Linked DNA regions of Homo sapiens: region 1 is linked to region 2. A link is a contact called in ENCODE Hi-C or POLR2A ChIA-PET data. All regions are on one chromosome and are shown on one strand. The core of a region is the stretch at or near the end of the contact, and the rest is flanking DNA. Distances in the headings are between cores, read along the strand shown. Region 1 overlaps MAN1C1 (mannosidase alpha class 1C member 1). Region 2 overlaps RCAN3 (RCAN family member 3).

Region 1 (5,028 bases), core at 1,521-4,020, 1.1 Mb before region 2:
TCTCCCTGAAGTTCTTCTTAGCCCCCAGTTCCTCAATGGCCTGGATGGGTCTTCATGTCCGTCTCACCAAGCCTGTTCCCCACGCTGGTCAGAGAAGGAAGAAGTCTGGTGAACAAATTAGGAACTAGCTATTTTGGTTTCTCCTTTTATAATTATATTAGCATGCTCAAAGGAGGTGCCTGTTTTCTTCCTACTCCAAAAAAATTAAAAGGCTCCTTTGGTGGTTCTGAGAATTTTCTACAAGTCTCAGCTCAATTCAGGCTTCAGCCCTCATGCCCGCTTCTCCCACTTCTGGGTCACTCCCTTCTCTTGAACTCAGCTCTGTGCCCCTTCCTTCTCTCTTCTGCATAAATCCTTTCAGGTAATTTTAAAAACAAGGTTCACCTCTCTCTCTCTTGTCTCATCTCTCTCTCTCGTCTTGTTTCTCTCTCTCTCTCTCGTCTCCTCTCTCTCTCTTCTTGTCTCTGTCTCTCTACCTTTTAATGTATCAAAGGCACACAAGCTCGCTGAAGAAAAGCAGAAAAAGAGAAGGAAAACAACTGCCCATTATTTAACAACCACCATTCCCATTTTGGCGTCTTTCTCTGCAGGTACCTTTGTTTTTCCCTCTCATATTGTACCTTTGTTTCTTCCCATAATTATGACATATTCCAATTTTATTACAAAGGCTTTGTAAACATCACTTTTAATAGCTATATAATAGCTTAGAAAGTGGGTTCATCATCATTTACTTCACCTCCTTCCCATATAATTAGACATTTTGGTGATTTCTAGTTTGGGGCTATTGTAAATAATGCCATAGTGAACATCTCTGTGCACATAACATTTTGAATAATTTCCTTAGACCAGAGTTTCTAAGAAGTTGCTAAGAAAAAACTTTTAAAGTTATTAATATGTAACGCCCTTTTAAGAGATTACAGCCAGACAGCATGTTTTGCCCACCACTGTGCAAAACTTGGTGAACAGGAAACTGTTTAACGATTTTGAGACAATACGGTAAAGTAGTTCACTTGGGGAGATAAAACTAACAAAATGAACAATCATCACTTATATTTGTGCAGCTCTTTGCATATTTTATCTCATTTGATTTGGCCAGTTCAGTGGGCTGGACAAGACAGATATTTGTTCCATTTGGAAATAATTATGCAAGGGCTAAAGTAGGAGATGTAAAGTAGTAAATAGGTATTAAAAATTGTGTTTACAAATGTTTCATGATAGGCAAAAATGCTCAGTATATATTATTAGGTGGAAAGGCAGAACACAAAATTACATAGTATGAAATTCACTGGCCTATGTATGAGTGTTTACAAAAAAGACTGAAAGAAAATATACCAAATTCTTAACAGCGGTTATGTCTGATAGAAGTTTAGTGATTTCTATCTTTTTCTTCTTATTGACCTATATTTTCTGAATTTTCTACAGTGAATATCTAGAAAGGTTTTGTGATGTGAAAAATACAGGTTGTTAAAATGAAAAACAAAAAGAAGACATCGTATGGTGCTACCCTTAAGTCAAAAGCAAGTGCCTGGGTGGTCAGCCATGGGGTAGGTCGGACCAAGTTAGGTTTTGATTAAAAAAAAAAAAAAAAAAAAAAAAAAAGGAGGTCTTTACAGCAGGGAGTCAGAGAGAAGGTCACCCAGCAAGAGAAACAACATCAAACAGAAGCACAGATCCAGAACTCCAGAGTCAAAGAGAATTTTAAGACCAGAAACATCATCTATTCTCAAAGCCACATTTTATAAGAATATAGACTCAGAAAGGGAAGGGACTTGCCTCGGCCAGGACACAGACACTAATAGCACAGAGATAACCATGTCTCTAAGAAACATGGGCCAGGGCAGTGCAGTAGCTGACTGGGGAAAGGGCCAGAGCTACAGCAAGAGATACTCAGGACAGGTGCAAGAACATGACAGTCGGAACCAATCAACATGAGAACTATGCACCAAAAGAAACTGTACCCCTGTCCCCACTAGGTTCTAGAAACGCGCAACAGGCAGTCATTGTGTGTGTGTACGTGTGTGTGTGTGTGTGTGTCCCTGCTAGAGATAGAGGGTGGCTCTAGATGGTCTCTGGAAGCCCCTCCCTTCCTGTAGCCTGTGATTTATAGATTCAAAGAGCACCTAACAATAGACCACAAAGCCTTCCCTTCACTCAAGTCTTGCAAAGGTGGAAAACAAAGCTCCAATGATAGAGAGATACAGGCAGAGCCATCGGAGCTGAATCCCAAGAAATCTCTTCAGTTCTTCCTCAAACAAAAGATGTTCTTGTCTACCTGAACAAATCAAAATGACACGGAATTTTTTAGTGCAAAATATTTACTAGTGTGAGGCAGAACATTATTATTTGGTTTAAGATTTTCTTTCTACCTGTCTCAGAGCTCAAGAGTTCTCTCCTGCAGAAAAGAGACTAGAATCGATCACCCAGGCACAGATGCCCACTCAGCTGAGGACCCCAGAACAATGAGATCAAGAGAGAAAGGATGCATTAGAGGAGGGGAGGACACGTGGGTGCCAGCAGACCACTCCCAGAGTGGAAAACTCCAAAGTTTGTGTTGGACAGTTCTCTGGGGGTACAACTTGGAAGGAAGGGGGTGAGCATTGAATATTGAGACATTCTCCCCCACTTTAAAAAATCACACACATACACACAAGGCTGGCTCTGGCAGTGACCCAGAACCACAGTTGCTACATTCAAAGCTGCCAAGGAAGGAAATGGATTTTCCCAGTCATTAAAGACAAGTGCTCACACCATGACGTGCAGCCTTACTGGCGTCTCCCAGCAGTGACACCTGGCCCCATTTGCAGGGGCCAAGTGGGAAGGGATTTGGTCTCTAACGATCCTGGGATCTAATGACTATGTAGACAGAGAGCTTAGAACATTGGGTTGATTTTTTTCTCCTCTTCCACTTTCAGCACAGTCCAAGGGAAGAGCTGACAGCTTGGCACCTAAAAACTATCCACGTTGGATTTTCTGATCCAGTTCCATTTATTGGGGCAACACAACATGACCTGGTTGGTGACCCCAGTGAGGCTCCTGCAAATACACAGCCCAGGTCTATCGCTCAGAAGCTGGGCACGGGTGGGGTTTGGTTGCCCGGGGAGGTGAAGCGGGGGAGTAGAAGGGGAGATGCTGCCTCCAACCCTCTCAGTTTCGGGTTTACTCAAGCTATTGAAAGGCCAATGTGGGAAATGAGCATATGATACAACTCCCACCCACCTGAGGTCCAGACAGCTCACCCACATCCTGCCCATGGGGTTTCAGGTTTGAGCAGTCTCAGGAATCGCATCCTGTCTGCAGCTGTTTCTAAGGCATCAGGGTCGAGAGTGTGGGCCATACAGGCAGAGAAACTCTCGCTGCTCAAAGTGCTCCAGGGACCAGGAGTAGGGCCACCCAGGGGGCACGTCAGAAACAGAGTACCTCAGTTCCACTCTCCCACCTGCTGAATCTGTAGCAGCAGTTTAACAAGAGCCCCAGGTGATTCAAACGCACATTGAAGCTTGAGAGGCTGCTCTAGGGCTCTGCCACCTTACTGGCTGTGTGGCCTTGAGTGAGTGACTTAACCCCTGTAAGTCTCAGTTTCCTCATCTGTAAAAGGACAGAAATACTTAATCCTTAGAATAACCCTAAGAGTAAATAACAGATGTAAAGTGTTGAGCACAATGGCTCGTATATAATATGTGCTCAATAAAAAGCAGCCATGGCATGGATGTGGTGAAAAGTGAACACTTTTACACTGCTGGTGGGAATATAAGTTAGTACAACCACTATGGAAAACAGTATGGAGATTCCTTAAAGAACTAAAAGTAGAACTATCATTTGATCCAGCAATCCCACACTGGGTAACCACCTCCCCCCCCCCCCGCAAAATAAGTCATTATATGAAAAAGACACTTGCATACACATTTATAGCAGCACAATTTGCAATTGCAAAGATACGAAACCAACCCAAGTGCCCATCGACCAATGAGTGGATAAAGAAAATGTGGCATATATACACCATGGAATACTACTCAGCCATAGAAAGGAATGAAATAATGTCCTTTGCAGCAACTTAGAAGGAGCTGAAGGCTCTTATTCTAAGTGAAGTAACTCAGGATTGGAAAACTAAATATTGTATATTCTCACTTATAAGTGGAAGCTAAGCTATGAGGACACAAAGGCATAAGAATGATATAATGGACTTTGGGGACTCAGAGTTGGGGGAAAGACTGCAGGGGTTGAGGGATAAAAGTCTACATATTGGGTACAGTATAAACTGCTCAGGTGACAGGTGCACGAAAATCTCAGAAATCACCACTAAAGAACTTATCTATGTAACCAAAAACTACCTGTACCCCAAAAACTACTGAAATAAAATGAATCAATCAATCAATAAAAAGCAGCCACAGGATACTGCTATCCTATTAACGTATCCACTAAAAGAGAAGTATCTCTCCATCCACTTCTCTTTGTACCACCACCATGAGCACCACCCTAATCCAAACCACTCCCATCTCTCCATGGAACTCCTGCGACTGCCTCCTGACTGGCCTAGATGGGTCCTCCCTGGCTTCCTACACTGCTCTCCACATTGCAGCCAGGGTGGTTATTTGAAGTGCAAATTTATTCATATCGCTCTGCTTCATCCCAAACACACACTTAAATAAACTCCTTCTTGAGGCCCATCAGGCCCAGGAAGTCACCCACTCACGCCTTCAGTCAGCTTATCCTCCCCATCTCTGCCACAGCCACACTAGCTTTCTCTCTCTTTTCCTCAAGGAACCATGCCTCCCCCTGCCACAGGGCCTTTGCACACAATAGTCCCGCTCCTTGGACAACTCCTCCCTCCTCTTTTTGCCTGGTGAATTCCACTCATCTTTCAGTGCCCAGGCTTGGTTGCCACTTCCAAGAGAGGTCTTCCCTTCAGGTTGAATCACCCTATTATGGAGGATTATTAAAGTCAAAATTTTACATTAGTTGTGTGATTAATTAGTATCTATTTCCCTGCATGATTATGCAGGCTCCACGAGGCTCTGTTGGCTCCATTGC
Region 2 (4,868 bases), core at 13-2,512:
CTACTATACTATCAATCAGGGTTAAATCTTTTTTTTTTGAGACGGAGTTTCGCTCTTGTTGCCGAGGCTGGAGTGCGATGGCGTGATCTCGGCTCACCGCAACCTCCGTCTCCCGGTTCAGGAAATTCTCCTGCCTCAGCCTCCCAAGTAGCTGGGATTACAGGCATGTGCCACCATGCCAGGCTAATTTTGTATTTTTTAAGTAGAGACAGGATTTCACCATGTTGGTCAGGCTGGTCTTGAACTCCTGACCTCAGGTGGATCCACCCACCTTGGCCTCCCAAAGTGCTGGGATTATGGTGTGAGCCACCACACCTGGTCCTATCAGGGTTAAATCCAAGTAATAACTCAATTTCAAAAAAATTGCAGAAAAGCCTATTAAAAGAAAAAAAAAACCATGAGACTTATCTCTTGTAAATTTGTTACATGAACTAGATATTAAACAGCCAAAAAAGGACAGCGATGATAGTATCTGTTAAGATCCTGGTTCATTTCACAATATGAAAAAGTTGATGGGTACTTAGTAGCTTTTTTAAAAAAATTCATTTTATTATATTATACTAGAAAAATGAAAATATTAATACTTTCCATTCAGAAAAGCTTAAATGACTCGTCTCTAATTTTGGTTTAAAGTTTTCTTCAATTTATTCAAGGCTCTCAAAAAAAAAATAGAAAAGCACTGTAATTTGCACTGCTTGACTGTAAAATGTTTTATGTGTTAGGAATAGAATATTCTTTAATGGGCAGGCAGAGAATGAAAGCCAAGCCAAATAACAAAATCTCATGGGTTTTGATCACTTAGAAAATTACAGTGAATCAATATTACCTAAAAGGAAATTCAAAAAATTCCCAATTGTTGATAATACATGTCTCCTGGCATACAGGGTCCATCTTGCAGTAAAAAATGGGCACAATGCTGAGTTCAGAACTGCAGAGTAAATTTATTGGGTGGTTGTCGGTTAAAATGACAAATGATGATCTGAATTCAATACATTAAATTGCTGATAGAATTGCAAATTTCAACTGAATTTACATTGAGGCCTAGCAGTGGTAGTTGGCTACAACTGGAACAGTTTATCACCTCAGGGTATTTGAGGGCAAGGAAGATACAGAAAAAAAAAAAATTAGGGGTATGCAACACAGTTTAAGTGCTCAGAAATAAATTTTACCACAGTGAGAACGAAACCACAATGACATGTTACTAACACTGTGCAGACGTCATGGTTGAATGCCTGCGTTCTGTTCCTTCCTGGTGGCAGCCGCCTTGGTTCATTAGTTCTCATGTTTGCAGCTCCTTCACATGCCCCGGAGCTTCCCAAGTGTGCCACTCAAAGGAAACAGCACAGTGAGTGGAGGCCAGCAGACCCACCCGGCCCAAAACAGAGCCTTCTCAGTTATGAGACTTTTCTACAGAAGGGACTTCAAAGTCTAAACAGACCAGAGAGAGTTAAAAAGATCCTGCTGCTTCTTAGGGAAGTTCAAAGGTACATTCTGACACCTAAGTGGGAAACAATTCTGTTTTAGGAAAAGTGCCAACTGCAATCCGGGTACAAAATTTCAACAAAAAGAAAAGTAAAACTGAATGATCTCCCCCTCATTCCCTAATTCATAGAAAAATAGTAGGTGTGACTTTTGTTTCAAAGCAAGCTGAAAAATGGTTAAATGGACAATTTACAAATGGTCTTCAGAAAACCTTATCATTACCTTTTCTAGTTGAAAGTCCATGAATGACATACATAAACGTACACATCATAGCCAAAAAACTCAAGAACTAGTGGTTAACAAGATACTGGAAAAGGTGAAGGATAAAAACTGGTGAATGAAGGTAGCTGGGTGGTCTACAGGCTAGAACACGGTCACGAACGGCAGAATGCAGTAGCCACCTGCGATCCTAATCATTCAAGCTTACTGGTGATACGTCCCACTTCTAAAGTGGCCGTCCTTCCTGGGCAGCCATGTCTGGAGGGCGCCACATCAGGAATGAGGGCCTGTGCATTGCTTTGTCCCAAATTCCAGATAAGAGCAACATGTGGGTGGATCTGTGTCGTAAGACTCATCCTCAAAGTGGATTTGGCATTTCTTCCCCAAAGCTAATTGAACAAATACTTGAGAACCATGATTTCTATGAATTATTCTGTATTTCTGGTTTCTTTTCCTGCAAAAAATTTCATGTATACTGAGTAACAACCTTTGATCGATTTATTAATTAGAAGCTATTTATACCAGTAGAAAAATACCCACAAACAATTAAAATTATAAGACTATTTTTAAATTCATAAAAATGGTACTGTACTGGGTGTGACTACATTTCCAGTTTTTGGTGTCTCATGTGATACAGAATCAGGAGGACTTACATGGCTGGAGGGGAGGGGAGCTGTTTTCCTAATTTGTTACTATTTAAAAATGGTTAAGGGTGGCCACATCTTGGGGGCTTCTCCTTTAATGTAAAGTCCCTTTTGGAATATCACTTAAAATCTGGGACAGGTCAAATCAGCTGCTACTCTACACGACCGTGTCTGCAGTACAGGCGTGGTGAGAAGACCTATACCTCACTCGGCAGAGTCTCACCTATGCTGTTCGCAGCAACGCATCGGCCGCAGGCACAGAGCGCCATGGCCAGAGCCCACCAGGGCAGCCGCCTCGCACCACAACCAAGGGCCTCACAGCGCGCAATCAAAGGTCTGGGGCTCATTCAACGCTGCGGTCGGAGGGTCGGGGCGCCTCGTCTGGGCAATTTTCTGTTTGGGGTTTTTTGTCTCTTCTTCCTCTTCAGTTTCACTTTCACAGACATGAACCACCACGCTGGGTGTCGACTCTGTTCCCGCGTGAAGTTCATATTTCTCTCCTGCAGAGGCAAACAAAATAACCATGACAAAAGCATCACTTCCAGCAAAAAGAACTCTTTTGTCCCTTGCAACTTTTTGTTCTACTCCTATTTTAATGGGTGATTCTTGTTCTTTAAATCTTTAAATACTATGTTAGAGTATTTTATCTTGTTTTGGTGTTAAAGATTTGATACTTTAAGGCTTGTATAAAATGTTGTTTCAGTACTGAAGTCTTGGGAGTTAAAATGCAAATGCTAATTATTGTTTTATGAATAATATGAGTTAATCTGTTTAATTAATTAATTTATTTATTTGAGATGGAGTCTCGCTCTGTCGGCAGGCTGGAGTGCAGTGGCACGATCTCGGCTCACTCCAACTTCTGCCTCCCAGGTTCAAGCGATTCTCCTGCCTTAGCCTCCCGAGTAGTTGGGACTACAGGTGTGTGCCACCACGCCCAGCTAATTTTTGTATTTTCAGTCGAGATGGTTTTTTTTTTTCTTTTTTTTGAGATGGAGTCTTGCTCTGTCGCCCAGGCTGGAGTGCAGTGGTGCGACCTCGGCTCACTGCAAGCTCCGCCTCCCGGGTTCACGCCATTCTCCTGCCTCAGCCTCCCGAGTAGCTGGGACTACAGGCGCCCGCTATCACGCCCGGCTAATTTGTTTTTGTATTTTTAGTAGAGACGGGGTTTTATCATGTTGGCCAGGCTGGTCTCGATCTCCTGACCCCAGGTGATCTGCCTGTTTTGGCCTCCCAAAGTGCTGGGATTACAGGTGTGAGCCACCGCACCCAGCCAAGTGACTCTGACATCATAATGGTTTCAGTTTGGGAGATACTTGTAAGGATCCAGGCAGCATAGGCACTCCCTTGATTATAGGAACTTGGATATCTAAGACACAGCTCTAACGTCTAAAAACAGCACTGAATCACTTCTTCCTCAAAATGCCTCTTTTATTCCCCTACAAGAGACATAACTCTGTCTTGGGTGGACAACTGTCTGAACCAGCATCACATCGGTTTCTTATATGATTTTAAAAGGAAGAGAGGTAGAGAAAGTAAAGAGAAGGAAAAAGGAAATGAAAAAGAAATGACAAAAATATTGAAGGAGTGAGATGATATCACCACCAATTCCTTGTAATATATTCAAAGTAGTTGTTGTTTGTCTGATACTTGGTGGGGCTGGGGAGAGAAGGCACCTCATATTCACTAACTGCCTATCAAGTACTAGCAAAATCTGTAGTAGTAAAAATTAGTTACATTTACTGAGTATTATCTATACATCATTTAATACTTAATTTTTTATTTTTACTTTTTTGGAGACAGAGTCTTGCTTCATTGCCTAGGCTGGAGTACAGTGGTACGATCTCGGCTCACTGCATCCTCTGCCTCTTGGGTTCAAGCAATTCTCCTGCCTCAGCCTCCCAAGTAGCTGGGACTATAGGCGTACGCCACCATGCCTAGCTAATTTTTTATATTTTAGTAGAGACGGGGTTTCCCCATGTTGGCCAGGTTGGTCTCGAACTCCTGACCTCAAGCAATCCGCCCACCCTAGCCTCCCAAAGTGCTAGGATTACAGGCGTGGGCCACCACACCTGGCCCTCATTTAGTACTTATAACCACACTGAATGGTGCATATGATTCTCCCTGCTTTATAGATGGAAAAGCAGAAGCTCAGAAAATGGAGGCTAAGTAACTTGTTCAAGATCACAGAGCAAGCAGATGCCACAGCTGGAATCTGAACCCAGGTGTGTTTGACTTTATCCTCTGCTCTAATCATACTGCCACAATGCACACTGCTGAATACGATCTTCAATACAAAAGTTTCTTGGGGAAGAAAATAGGAAAAATAGAAGTTTATTACCTGGTCCCAATTTGGAAACAGCACAGAGTAAATCATAATTTATAACAGGCATCGCATCTTCGCTCTGCTTCCACCCCACCGGGGGAGAGGCTGGAGGGGAGATGAGGAACTGCTTGACAGGCTGGGGCGGCAGGAGATAGGACTTGTCCCGCACTTCGCCGGACATCTGCACCTGCAGGGAGCGA

Evidence for each region. A loop is a pair of places that touch in the nucleus more often than their neighbours do. ChIA-PET counts read pairs that join two places held with the same protein, here RNA polymerase II (POLR2A). Pooled maps may share reads with other maps.
Region 1: a loop to region 2 is called in a pooled map, with 12 times the contacts of the local background. The contact joins two enhancer-like sites. A Hi-C loop is called at or near these places in 1 of 37 single-sample maps with no recorded cell type and 3 of 50 pooled maps. POLR2A ChIA-PET finds 5 or more read pairs at or near these places in 1 of 52 experiments (naive thymus-derived CD4-positive, alpha-beta T cell).

The regions. Positions count from the first base shown.
Region 1 is chr1:25,674,418-25,679,445 of GRCh38, reverse strand. The region is part of intron 1 of MAN1C1 (mannosidase alpha class 1C member 1); the gene reads right to left. Among named protein-coding and RNA genes, the nearest start is that of MAN1C1, 60 kb to the right of the region's middle. RefSeq lists an enhancer at 3,003-3,052 and a silencer at 3,133-3,202. Within about 2 kb of position 2,770, at least 4 of the 41 ENCODE cell types and tissues checked have a DNase peak (open chromatin) inside an H3K27ac peak, as active enhancers do.
Region 2 is chr1:24,533,070-24,537,937 of GRCh38, reverse strand. RCAN3 (RCAN family member 3) reads right to left here. Exons shown (of 5, transcript NM_013441.4): 4 at 4,684-4,855; 5 at 1-2,845. The coding sequence ends at 2,661. Among named protein-coding and RNA genes, the nearest start is that of NCMAP-DT, 21 kb to the left of the region's middle. RefSeq lists enhancers at 1,390-1,479, 1,306-1,955, 1,956-2,607, 2,582-2,641, 3,258-3,909. Within about 2 kb of position 1,262, at least 14 of the 41 ENCODE cell types and tissues checked have a DNase peak (open chromatin) inside an H3K27ac peak, as active enhancers do.